Linked DNA regions of Homo sapiens: region 1 is linked to region 2. The links are chromatin contacts, found by Hi-C or POLR2A ChIA-PET in ENCODE. All regions are on one chromosome and are shown on one strand. Each heading gives the region's core, a stretch centred on a gene start or an enhancer-like site at or near the end of the contact. The rest is flanking DNA. Distances are from core to core; before and after follow the strand shown. Region 1 holds the start of ATP13A3-DT (ATP13A3 divergent transcript). Region 2 holds the start of XXYLT1-AS2 (XXYLT1 antisense RNA 2).

Evidence for each region. Hi-C counts contacts between places; a loop is a spot of excess contacts on that map. ChIA-PET counts read pairs that join two places held with the same protein, here RNA polymerase II (POLR2A). Pooled maps may share reads with other maps.
Region 1: a loop to region 2 is called in a map of OCI-LY7, with 3 times the contacts of the local background. The contact joins the promoter of ATP13A3-DT here to the promoter of XXYLT1-AS2 in region 2. A Hi-C loop is called at or near these places in 1 of 168 maps with a recorded cell type or tissue (OCI-LY7), 10 of 37 single-sample maps with no recorded cell type and 10 of 50 pooled maps. POLR2A ChIA-PET finds 5 or more read pairs at or near these places in 1 of 52 experiments (activated T-cell).

Annotation. Positions count from the first base shown.
Region 1 is chr3:194,485,717-194,492,293 of GRCh38, forward strand. It overlaps ATP13A3-DT (ATP13A3 divergent transcript), which reads left to right and starts at 1,424. Exons shown (of 2, transcript NR_033929.1): 1 at 1,424-1,456; 2 at 1,740-2,829. ATP13A3 (ATPase 13A3) reads right to left here and starts at 1,286. Exons shown (of 34, transcript NM_001367549.1): 1 at 850-1,286; 2 at 78-119. RefSeq lists silencers at 526-585, 676-725, 756-1,415 and enhancers at 2,086-2,305, 4,439-4,558, 6,310-6,419, 6,430-6,479, 6,520-6,569.
Region 2 is chr3:195,146,352-195,153,246 of GRCh38, forward strand. XXYLT1-AS2 (XXYLT1 antisense RNA 2) reads left to right here and starts at 1,520. Exons shown (of 2, transcript NR_102711.1): 1 at 1,520-1,754; 2 at 5,906-6,505. All of the region lies in intron 3 of XXYLT1 (xyloside xylosyltransferase 1), which reads right to left. LOC105374296 (a long non-coding RNA gene) reads right to left here and starts at 4,959. Exons shown (of 2, transcript XR_001741088.2): 1 at 4,737-4,959; 2 at 2,920-4,307. It also overlaps the pseudogene RN7SL36P. RefSeq lists enhancers at 1,238-1,347, 1,588-1,637, 3,866-4,075, 6,211-6,852, 6,853-6,895.

The sequences.
Region 1 (6,577 bases), core at 174-2,673, 660 kb before region 2:
TTGCACTAATATAACCACTAAATATAGCTCTAAGACACTGATGATTAAAAGCGGCTAATTATGTGAGTGATTCATACCTCCTATGTCCAAACACCAAGATTCAGGGATGTCTGTCAGATCTATGGGAAGAGGAAACAATAAACACCTGTCACAAAGCTTCTTCCACACCGGGAAGCCCCCAGCTGAGTTCCTGCCAATCCCAACCCGATTCCCTCCCCCTTCATCCCTACCCCTCACCTCCCCAAAAAAGCCAGAGGTCATACTTCCACCAGAACCTGACTCTGTGAAGGGAATGGAGAGACAGAAAGGCCATAGCGAGAGTGGCCACGAGAGCACTGCTAGGGCAAAGGGCCCTGGGTTTTTCTAGTCCTCACTGCCACAGAGTCCGAGTGGGAGGCCTCAGGCAAGTCAGAAGTCACTTTTCCTCCACGGGACTCACTCCTTTTATCTGTGAAATGCGGAGATGGCAAGCAGCTCCATACTCCACGGCTGAGGACGAGCTAGGGTCCCGCACAGACTCATCGAGGGCCCTGCCAGCACCCCTACGCCTCTGCCCACAGGACCTCCACCTCCCACAGGACTTTCCGAAAGCTCTGACTACCAACCACCAAGCGCCCGGCCCCCACGCTCGCCCCCGGCAGGCGGCGCGTCCCCCCCAGGCCTTCGCACCCACCGCGTGGGCTCCTGCCCTGGCCTCACCTGCCCCCGACACTCCCCGTCCCCGCGATGCCCAACTCCGGCCCGAGAAGGCTGGCCGCGACCTCGCCCGGTACCCGCCGCCCCGACACCACCATTCGCCTCCTCGACCTCCCCCGGCGCCGCTGCCCACCCGCCCCTCGCCCCGCTCACCGGGGCCGCTCACTGGCCGCCGCCGCGCCGCCTCCTCCGCGGCCTCCCTCGCGGCCGGACCAGCCCCAGGGACCGCGGGGGACCCGGCCGCCGCTGTCGCCGCCGCCGCCTCGCCTCAGCCCAGCCCCATCGCCCTCGGCCGGCGCCGCGCGCTGCGGCTCAGGGTGAGGGAAGGAGGCGCCGCGGCGGGGCCGGGCCGGCCCTGGGACGTCCGCGCTCTCCTCCTCCTCCGCGCCCGCGGCGGCGGCGTGCAGCCGGCAGGGCGAGAACAAGGGAGGGCGGCGGGAGGTGGGCAGGGGAGGGGGGCGGTCTGCACTCCGAAACGGCCCCCCCGCCGCCAGCGACGTAGAGAACCCCCCTCCCCTCCGCGGCGGCGCCCGATCACGCTGCGGGGAGAGCCGGCAGGCAGGCGGGGGAGCGCGCGCGGGCTCAGGACTCCCGCGCCGGATGTGAGGTCACGTGGTGGCTTCATCCCCGCGCGGAGGGCGGAGGGGCGCGGGCGACGTCAGGAGGCGGGGAAGGGGCGGGGAGGGGCGGGGCGATTTATAGGCCCCGCCCACCCATCGCCTTTGCCACCCTCGAACGGGCAAAAGAAAGAAAGAGGCAGGTAAGGGGAGGCGAGGCCGTCCAAAAACGCTGGGTGTCAGCCCGGGGTGGCTAATGGAGGGCGGCTTTTCTGGTGGGATGAAATGGAACGGCAAATCCCACTTCATCCCCTTTGGGCTATGACAACATCATAGTCCAATCTCCCATTTTATGAACAGGGAAACTGAGGCTCAGTGACTAGACAGACGTTGCCCAGAGTCATGGTCATGGAGGAAGCTTGTGCTAGAATGGTGGAGAGGAAACCAGAGCCCAGCTCCTAATGCAAGGCTCTTTCATTCCTTTAGCCACCCTCGCCCCCGCCAAAACAAACAGACAAAAAACTGTCATTCTCATATGACCACGGACTCTGCGCCCCGGCCGCAGGCGGAGGACAGGGAGGAGCGCACACGAGAAAGCTCCCACGCGCCCGCGCCTCGCCTCCGACGGGAAGGCGCCTCTTCCGACCGTCCTGGATGCAAATTAAATACTTCCCTCCGCAGAAGACTTATCTCGGGGTAGGGCCGCAGCCGGATTTCCAAATCGCGGGTTTGATTTTCGCTGCGTCCTCTCCGCGACGCGCGCAGGGAGCGCGCCCGGCCACCTGCAGCCTCTGGCTGCGGCCATCTTTCCGCCTGGGGCCACCTGGCCTGCGCCCTTTGTGCCCGGCCCGCTCCGTGACTGTTCTTCTTGCCGCTACTTACAGAACTCAGCCGCCTTAGCGTCTTAGAGAAGAGGACGGCATGCATGCGGACCCCGTCCACCACACCTGGAGAGCAGGGAGCCCTTAGTCCCTGGACACTTACCAGGGCCGCCACCCCTGGTCCACGCACGTGATGACATCTCACCAGGGGCAGCACACCGCCCGAGTCCGCGACACTGATAACACCTCCTGCGGGCAGGAGGGCGCCACAGCCACCCCTGGTCCCCTAGATTGTGTGAGGCTAGCATTTCTGCCCGCCTCTTGGCGTGGACAGCACGCTGGACCGAGATGGAACCACAGCTTTCTCTTCCCAATCCCTGGCCTCACCGTTTTGTTTCATACCTCACCGTTTGTTTCAAACCTCGTGGTGTTGAAATGATTAAATGAGATTAAGGGGTGTGTGGTAGTGTTGGGCAAACCACAAGAAAACGGTCTGGGTGGGGTCTGGCCCTAAAATCTTCCTCCCCCACCTCCCAGGCTTCCTTGCCTTGCTGCTTCCTCTCAGCCTTTAAACAGGTTGGCCTCTCCAAGTCCTAAAAACAAAATTATCAAGCCAACCTCCTCCTGAAGTGCTCCCTCCAACTAGCTTCCAAGTGTTTCATGCGGACCTCAAACAATGGTCTTCCCTGGCTGCCTCTGCTTCCTCATTTCTCAACACTTGGCATTCTGGCTTCTCCTCCCCAACTCTAACCCTTCACCTTGCTCAGGCAAGAGCAACTCATGACTTTCATTTTGCCAAACCTTGCAGGCATTCCTCAGGCCTTATCTCTCTGGTTCTTTCTGCTACATTTGACACCTTGGGATGACTCTCACCTTCTGGAATCTCTCTACTACCTTGGTTTCAGAAGAGTGAACCCTCTGGATTATCACATGAAGGTAAGTAAAGCCTCTGCCTCCTTGGTAACATCTACTTGTGAATCTGCACCTTAAATTCAGGATTCCACTCTAAGCCAACAACTTTGCTCACTTCACTCATTCTTCTGGGATTGCCTGCATCCTCATGGATGCAGCTCCCAAATTAGCAATTTCCAACCCAGACCCCTTCCACAAAATTTAGAACCAAATATCCAATTGCCTGCCAGGCAGCTCTAGCTAGATATCACAGACACCCCAAACTGGACATTTCCAAAACTGAACTCATTCTCTGCTTTCATAGCTGCCCCTCCCTCAGCTGTTGGCACCACCATCTCCACAGTCATCAGAATTAGAAAGTTGGGAATGAGTGAGTCATTCTTAATTCAGCCCTCTGCCTTACCCAATCACCAAGTCCTATCTATTTCACCTCCTTAATAAGCCTCAAATTCCTATGGTGGGCTGGGCGCAGTGGCTCATGCCTGTAATCCCAGCACTTTGGGAGGCCGAGGCTGGTGGATCACACGAGGTCAGGAGTTCAAGACCAGCCTGACAACATGGTGAAACCTCATCTCTACTAAAAATACAAAATTAGCTGGACGTGGTGGCACATGCCTGTAATCCCAGCTACTTGGGAGGCTGAGGCAGGAGAATCGCTTGAACCTGGGAGATGGAGGTTGCAGTGGGCTGAGATTGCGCCATTGCACTCCACTCTGGCCAAGAAGAGCAAAACTCCATCTAAAAAAAAAAATTCCTACGGTGGTTCCCACTGGCATCCATCCTTTCCAGCCTGAATTGTTAGACAAATTCAGCCTTCAGAGTGAACTACAATGCACTCCATTTAAAATCCTAAGAGTTTCCCTAGGCTTCTGGCTGCAGTGTATACCTCCAAGCTACCCAGCATGAACCTGTCAACGCGTTCGGGCTTTTAAAAGATCACAAAGAGCCCCAGAATTCGAGGTGCAGCCAAAGTAAGGCAACATACAGCCAGTCAAGGGAAAGCTATAGGAAAAAGAGAAAAGCAGTTGGATATTCCAAAAACTTTTCTGTTACAGATGTTTTGAGAATGGTGAAAAAAGGAATTTGGACACTGGCTTTAGAGGAAGTGCTGAGTCACCAGGAAAGGCTTGAGCATGTTTATGGGTTGAGGGAAAAGAAGGTGCAAGAAAAAAGGAGAAACCCAAGATAGGCGAGAGAAAGGGAGTGGAACAGTCTGGAGAAGTCCTGGAAGACTTACTGGTTCTCAAGTCATGATGATTCTGGGTCCAAGCCCACTGCTTCCCCCCTCTGATCCTACTCACTGTAAGCACCAACCCTGATTGCAGCTGCATGGAGGTAACAGTCATACCAGTAAGGTCTGACGTCACTTCTCAGAAAGGCTATTTTGCATCTTCTTCATCCTCAAAACCCCCATCTTTGCATGCCCTTCCCTCTCACTGTCCCCTTACTTCCTATTTCACTAAGAAAACATACACCATCAAGAGGAAAAATCCTCATCTTCCCACCCGCAAATCTGCGCATCATCCTACATCGGCCCCAGGATCTATTTTCCCACTCCAGAGAGGCAAAGCCTCCTCCTAACAGAGCTAGCTCTCCACAAAATGACCACTGTTAGGCCAACTCCAGGGGCTAGGCCTCCCCAAAATATTACTGTTGCCAAATCCGGAGGACACTTTGCAGGCCTTATCTTTCTAGTTCTCTCAGCAGCATGCATCTCCTATCCTTGAGACACTTTGCTGTTAGTTTTGATAACATACTCTATTTTGGAATTCCTCCTCCCTGTTTCTCTTTGTCTACTCCATCTCAGCCTCCGCAGGTGCTTCCTCTGTCCTTCTCTAAATGTTGCTGTTCCCCAAGGCTCAACCCAGGATCCATTCCTGTGTCTACACAAGGTTTGTTGTGTTTTTGTTTGTTTGTTTGTTTTTAATTTGACATCTCTTGACCTTACAAGAGTTGTGGATGGGCTTCAGAAGGATCTATAAGCTCCTTAAACTTGGATGCAAATACTTTTAAAGGAAGAAGTGGAGCTTTTAGCAGCTTCTCAAAGGTGTCTGGGTCCCCCAAAAAAGATAAGAGGACTGATCCACATGCTCTCCCCTGGTGGCCTCATCTACTATGGCTATAGCTGTCATCTGCATGTACATTAATAACTGTAAACTGAGGCTGGGCATGGTGGCTCACGCCTTTAATCCCAGCAATTTGGGAGGCCGAGGCGGGCGGATCACCTGAGGTTGGGAGTTTGAGATCAGCCTGGCCAACATGGTGAAACCCCATCCACTAAACATACATAAATTAGCCAGACGTGGTGGCGTGCGCCTGTAATCCCAGCTACTTGGGAGGCTGAGGCAGGAGAATCACTTGAACCCAGGAGGCAGAGGCTGCAGTGAGCTGAGATGGCACCATTGTACTCCAGCCTGGATGACAGAGCAAGACTCTATCTCAAAAAGAATGTCAACCATATGCCTGCAGCCCAGGCCACTCCTCAGAGTCCCTTGGCCATTCCTCCCTATCATTTTCACATGGGGTTTCACTGGTGCCAGATAAGTTCACTTATCCCAAACTTAACTCTTGCCTTTCTTCCCCAAATCAGCTCCTCTCTCCTGGGCCTCCTGACCTTAGCAAAGACGCTGTCACCCAAACAACTGCTGAAGCCCAAAACCTGGGAGTCATTCTTTACACCTCCCTCTCCTTCACCACCCCATCCAATCCAACACCAAGTCCATTTCAAATCCTTCCCCATTGCTCCATTTCACTGCCACTAGAATAATGCATGCCCCCTCATCTCTCACCTCGCACGCCCCCTCCATCTCTCACCTGGCATGTCCCCTCCACTCTCACCTGGCATGCCCCCTCATCTCTCACCTGGCATGCCTCCTCATCTCTCACCTGGCATGTCCCCTCCATCTCTCACCTGGCATGCCCCCTCCATCTCTGACCTGGCATGTCCCCTCCATCTCTCACCTGGCATGCCCCCTCATCTCTCACCTGGCATGCCTCCTCATCTCTCACCTGGCATGTCCCCTCCATCTCTCACCTGGCATGCCCCCTCCATCTCTGACCTGGCATGTCCCCTCCATCTCTCACCTGGCATGCCCCCTCATCTCTCACCTGGCATGCCCCCTCATCTCTCACCTGGCATGTCCCCTCATCTCTCACCTGGCATGCCTCCTCCATCTCTCACCTGGCATGCCCCCTCATCTCTCACCTGGCACTAGTGCATTCGCTCCCAGTGGGTTCCTCTGCTTTTGCCCTTGCCCACCTCCAGTGCATTATCACACAGCAGCCAGAGTATTAGTTTATGTGACTTCAAGCAGAGCTGCTGATAAAAGCTTTCACTTGCTTCCCACCTCACTTGGAATACTAGATGAACTTCTTGGGTCCACAAAGTCCAGTGCAGGATGTAACCTGCCCACCACTTCCCCCTCCACTGGCACTCCTCTGCTCTCCCCGTCTTCTCACCGCAGACCCCTTCCCCAAGTTACTCCAGCTACACTAGGCCTTCTTTCAATTCCTCAAACGCACCAACCTCTTTCCTGACTCACGGTCTTTGTACAATCTATTCTTTCCCTTCCCTTTTTTTCTTGCCTGACT
Region 2 (6,895 bases), core at 270-2,769:
AATGCGATGATGTTTATTTGGCATAGGAAACAGATTGCAGCAATGCAACAAAGCACACAGTCCTGCGGGCCCATCATCCGCCGCTGTGCCTCCACTGTAGCCCTGTCCAGACCCACGTCCCACTGCAAGCTCCTGGAGGACAGGGTCTGGTTTCTCTCTACTGCATAGCCAAACCCTCGGCAAATGCCTGCCCAGTGAGCTTTCTATTCGGGCACAGAGTTTGGTCTATCCCAAGAGCACTCTTAGAGGCTACGCCTGCATTGCAAAGCCAAACACCACTCCGAGAGACTTTTCAGAGGAAAGAAGGGAATGTGATACCCACTTCTTAGCATTTTGAAGGCAGAACTCCATTTTTGTTTGTTTGGTTTCTTTTTTTAGAGACAGGGTCTCGCTATGTTGCCCAGGCTGGAGTGCATGGCTAGTCACAGGCGTAATCCCATTACTAATCAGCACAGGAGTTTTAACCTGCTTCATTTCCAGCCTGGGCTGCTTCATCCCTTCCTAGGCAACTTGGTGGTCCCCCGTTCCCAGGAGGTCACCAAGTTGATGCCAAACTTAGTGCAGACACCCACAGAATTCCTGGGCTTAAGTGACCCCCCTGCCTCAGCCTTCCAAGTAGCTGGAACTACAGGTGCAGGCTACCATGCCCAGCTGAAGGCAGAATATTAAGCTGAGGGAGAGGTGAGCCACTCAGTAAAATTTACAGTTCCTACAGCAAAAAGTCTATGTATCTTGTCCATGGGATATCTCTAAACAGCAGTACTGACTCAGTGTTGACACCGCAGGCATTTGCGTTTTCATTAAGTTTTATCTACCCTATCTCCCTCACGTTATATCTTCCTTGAAAGCAAGAGGCATGTCTTCTACTTCGTAATTCCTCATGGGACCAATCCTATGGCTCACACACACAATGAGCCAAATAAAAAACTGAGAATAGGCTGGGCATGGTGACTCACACCTGTAATCCCAGCACTTTGGGAAGCCCAGGCAGGTGGATCACCTGAGGTCAGGAGTTCGAGACCAGCCTGGCCAACATGATGAAACCCTGTCTCTACTAAAAATACAAAAATTAGCCAGGCATGGTGGTCAGCGCCTGTAATCTCAGCTACTTGGGAGGCTGAGGCAGGAGAATCGCTTGAACCCGGGAGGCGGAGGTTGCAGTGAGCCAAGATCACACCACTGCACTCCAGCCTGGGCGACAAGAAAGAAACTATGTCTCAAACAAACAAACTGAGAATAACAAACTTTCCCATGGACTGTCTTTACAAACAAAAACTGAATGTGAAAGTAACTTCTCTAAGACCAGTAATGGGACTACAGAGCCTGACTTAGCAGCTGGCCAGCACCGCGGAGGAAACGCCCTCTGACTACACATCTGTTCCTGCATTCACTCAACAAACATCGAAGTGCCTGGCATTGGTCTGCACGGCATAAACAGAACAGAAGGGCTGCCTCCCAGTCCCACCCCTTCCACGCATTCACTTCCTCACTCATTCTTTCAGGAGACACCTGTGTCAGGCACGACGTGGTGAACTTTTAAAAACGGATTCAGTAGTACCAAAATACTCATAATGTGCAGACAGACAAAAGAACTGGAAGGAGTCGTGTTTTCAGACACAGGAAGCTTTTCACGTGCTCCACCTGGACCTCATCTCTCAGCCTCACACTCCGATCTTCAGCAGCCCCCGCTATGCGCCCGAGTCTTGGGACGTCATCCCGGAGCTCCTAGCCTGCCCGGGAGGCAGAGCCATCAGGTAAGAGACGGTCACAATGACAGCAACACAATCCCGCTTGGGTTCTCTGTACAGAGTTTTCCTTTTAAAATACCTTTTCCACTGATGTTATTTAAAAATAACAACCTCAGAGTAGACTTCTGATCTCTACCACAGGGCAGGTACATCCCTCCCTTTTTATGAGTAATTCCTGCAGGGGTTATAGCACGGCCTCCAGGTCACACGGGCTACACAAAAACACTTAGCCCAGTTTTCTAACTCCCAGGGAGTGAAGGAATCACTATTTTAAAAGGTGGCAAGCTTTTTTCTCCTTTACTCAGATTTAACTCTGATAGAAACTGACAGGCTCAATCTTGGTTAATTTTTTTTTTTTAAACACGAGAACAAGGTTCAAGAAATTCATCTTCAGGTGTCAGAGAGACGAAAAGAACCCAATAGCTTTTATCTTCAAGTCCTACATTTATGCATCTCGTAATGAGGGTGATGGCTGGTTCCCTTACAACGGAGGGCTTCATGCCTAGTGAACAACGGACCTGAATTTATATCAGCCATAAAGCCTTCCAGACGTGACGGTCACGCTAACATCCTGACATGAGGCAATCTGCAGAGAGATGGAAAGTGTGCTTGGCTAGAGGTTAGTGCTGCCTCTCTCTATTTTCTTCCCTTGTACCAACTGATTTCAGACTGAGGAACTTGAAGACAGAGTGACACTATGAGCTCATATAACTCTCCTCAGCTCTAAACTCGGCCACAGCAGATGTGTTTTTAAGAAACTAATAGACTGAAAATGACATTTACAGACGAAATGCTGTGACGACTGAGATTCGTTTCAAAATAATCAGGGGAAGAGGAAAAGTGGGTGGGAGGAGACATAAAACAAAGATTGGCTAAGGGCTGATAGTTATTGAGGCTGCATGGATATTATAATATTGGGGCATCCAGAAATATTACATGATGCTTTCTACTTTTGTATATGTTGAAAGGTTTTCATAGTAAAAAGAAAAATCATACCAAGAGACCAGCAACATTTATCAAAGAAGGCTGACTTAGGTATAAGGATGGTCAAGATACACTGTTAAGTGAACAAAAAAAGATGTACAAAGGTATAGAGAGTTTATTTACATATACACACACACACCCCCTGATAAAAATATAGAAAATTTCTGGAAAAATAATAACCTCCATATGCTATTCAAAACAAAAATGTATCACTTTTTAATGATGAGTTTTAGATAACAATTGTTTTCATCCGATGGGGGGGCAACAGGAGGAAAGGGCATAGTCGGCTTGAAAATGAGATAAACATCTCCATGGGCCAGGAACAGAACAGAAACCATATTGGAGATCAGGGCTAGAGCCATGGCTGGAACCTGGAAGCAAGCAAAGGGCCAGATGTTCACCCTCTGTGCAGCGTAGCAGGGACCAAACACCCCACGCACGGGGGAAAGTGGAAGCCAGGCTCAGTGAAACAGGGAGTGGGGGCTGCCTCGGGCACAGTCCTCGGTCTCTCCCCCTGTCCTCGTCCCTTCCTCCTCTGCTGCAACTATACTGCAATCTACATTCGTCCCTCCCCCCATCTTTGATCCCCTGGTTTCCAATATTCTCTGGGATATTAAAATGTTCTTCACTATTGCGGACTAGTTATTTTCTCTTTGTAATACTGTCTGTTTCTGTTTTGCAAATACCTTACAATGTTTAGGGTAAAGCCATAAAAACTGGTCTGTATAGATAAGACACTATTAATAAATGTATGATGGTAATTTCCGCAGAAGCGGGAAGGAGGGAAACACAGTACCAACACCCTAGCTAGCTGCGAGGAAGCCGGGAGATAACATATCCAGCGTTTTTGTCTTCCATAATAGGAGGCAGGCTTCTATGGCAGAGAATTCCCAAATTCTAGGAAAGGGGTTAAGATGCTGAGAAGCCAAAAGATGAGCAATAATTTTGCTAAGTTGTCAGCAGCCCCAACCGTACATATAAGGAAACTGAGGCTGAGGTTAAGTGACTTCCCTAGGTTCACAGAACTTATCAGTGGCCAAGCTGGGACTGTGGATAACGCTGCCACCACCACCCAGGAGTGCTGCTCGTGCTAGGCACCATAAATACATTATCTGATTCAATCTCCCTCAACTCTGCCACATATAGTGTTATAATCTCCATTTCTCATGAGCTAAAGAGACTAAGGCTCAGAGACGTCAAGAGACTTGCCCAAGGTCACACAGCAACTGAGTGGTAGAGGTAGTCAGTCCACACCCTCCCTTCTTCCCTCTGTGCTGGCGCTCACTCCCTCCCCAACACTCCCCTGGGAGCCCAGCACCAGTCCTTGGAGTGGGATGACGCAGCCTGCAGAGAAGCTTTCCTTCCGAGCGTCTGGAAGAACCCGAGGCTGGCACAGCACCATCAGCAAATAAAACCATGTGACTTAAAAAGGTGAACGAGCGGACATGATTAAAATACTTAACACAAAAGCGAATTCCCGCCTGGTGGCATGTTATCAGCAGCTGACAGGAATAGCCTGCCGCTTCCTCCTCAGGGTGGGCCGGGGCTCACACAGCACACGGCTGCCCGCAGAGCCTGGGGAGAATGAAACCGGAAGCCTATGCCGCCACCAACAAGCTCCCATTCAGAGGATCCTCAGGCGGCCAGCTCCACAAAGTGACCATAACAAAGGGCCACAGCCCACATACGCACACACTCACACACATATGCACACTCTCACACACTCACATACACACACACTCACACATACGCACACTCTCTCACACACTCTCACACACACACACACTCTCTCCCTCTCCCTCTCCCTCTCTCTCTCTCCATCACTCCAGGGTCAGCAGGAGCCCTGAAGCCTGAAGCCAAGCCATGACCAGGCCTCCTGGTCCCAGTGGCCTCCCCAAATGACCCAGTCCACAGTTGGGCTTCCTAACTCTACAGAGTGGTGACCTCAAGCCTGGAGCCTCACAGAGACCTTGAGGGCTGCCTCCCACCCCCTCCCTCTCTTACCCTGGTTTCCCTGCAAGCTCCCCTTCCGTCCCCTTTGTTCCTGTTCACTCCAGGATCTTGTAGGAGAGCCAGATCACCTGCTGCTGCTAAAAAGGGAAGTTTTACAATCGTGGGTAGAGGTGGGCAGCCAGATTTAGGAAAAAAGCGGGATATCTGTTAAAATTTAAATTTCAGGGTCAGGTGTGGTGGCTCATACCTGTCATCCCAGTACTTTGGGAGGCTGAGGCGGGCGGATCACTTGAGGTCAGCAGTTCGAGACCAGCCTGGCCAACATGGCTACTAATAACACAAAAATTAGTCAGGAGTGGTGGCTCTGCCTGCAGTCCCAGCTACTCGGGAGGCTGAGGCAGGAGAACTTCTTGAACCTGGGAGGCGGTGGCTGCAGTGAGTCAAGGTTGTGCCACTGCACTCCAGCCTGGGCAACAGAGAGAGACTCTGTCTTTAAAAAATAAAAAAATTAAAAAAATTTAAATTTCAATATACAATAAACAATAAACAATTATTTAGTATAAATAATTGTTTAGATAAACAATAAACAATTATTTAGTATAAATAAACGATTATTTATAAACAATAAACAATAACAATTATTTAGTATAAGTATGTCCTGTGCAATATTTGGGACATATTTAACATACAAAACACTTATTTGTTATTTATGTGAAGTTCCATTTAATTGGGTGCCCTGTATTTTAAATGGCAACCCTATATGCCTGGGGGAGGGATTGATTAGGAGAAGCCCAGAGGAACAAAGCGACTGGTAAAGAAAACACAAAAGAGGAGTGAAGATTAAGGGAGGGAGGGAGGGAGGGAGTGACGGAGGGGAAATGCTCTTTAATGAGGGTCTCTCTCACAACAGAAACTTCCACTATTACTTCATTTGAGTTCTCCAGTAATTCTCTGTGTTAGAGATATGTATCCCACTTACAGACCAAACAACAGAGGGTCAGAGAATCCAGTGACTCACAAAGTGTCACATGGGGAATTCACTTCTGAGTACGACCGAATGCTATTTCCTCCACATCAAGCTTCTTCGCCTGCTGCCACACCTTTAGAATTGTTATAGGCTGCACATAAAGAGGGCACAGCCGTTTACTTTTCTAATACTTTCATGAGGAAACAAATTCAAAATGGCACATCTTTACAAAATACAGTTGTCTATCTTTTAGATTCTCCTCTTGGCCCCTTATCCCAACTAAACACATCACCACTGAGGACCTGTCCAGGGGTTTAGCTCCTGATGAAGAGACAGAGAAAAGGTCAGAGAAAGGAAGGGTGACGCTCCATCCAAGATGACTACAGCGCTATGATTTCCAGATGGGGAAGGTCACGGATGCTGGACGCAACAGAATCTCAACAGGGACCCGAGAGAGAGAGGCTCCTCTCTCCCTACACTAATATCCCACGATCCCTGTGTCACTTTCCAGAACACACTGTCAGTTCCATGGACCTAGGATTATAAAATCCTGTAAGATTTATACAGAAAATATAAAAATCTGGGGAGGGGGAACTGTGAAACAATGTGAAAAAAACTATTTGTCAAATGGACAGTGGGGAATAACTTCTCCTCCCGCACCTCCTCCAAGCTTCTAACAACACTCATGGCACACAATACAGAGGAGACTGCCATAAAAATGACTTAAAATGTGCCCTTTTGAGGTAAAGTAACTATGGGACAAGTGACTATAAAAATGACACAGCTGGGGAGATCCAAATCTATTCCTGCTCAGCAAGTTTCCAGATTAAAATGTGTCTGCTTACCTAGTCAAGATTTGGTTTTGTGCTGTTTTGTGTTTAAATTTTCCTTTCATATAGATGCTAGCATGTTCTTCTTAAAATAAAACACTTGTCCACCTCACTCCCCTCTCTGGGGAGACCCCTTGGTGGTCAGAGCCCACTGCCAGTTCCATGGAAGTCCCAGGCAGGGGCAAGAGGGGACCTCTGTGGGAAGCAGTCTGACGGCCGCAGCAATGGCCAAGCCCAAGGGCCGAGACCGCCTGCTCAAGAGAAAGGCGGGCTGCGCTGTCCCTGCTTCCTCTCTCCCCTTCCATTCCCATCCTCTTCCTTCTCTCAGCCTCCCCACCCTAGCCCCACTGCCAGCCAGGTGAACACTCCAAAGCAGCAGATAATTAATGCCGGATCTCCCAGGTCCCCAGAGG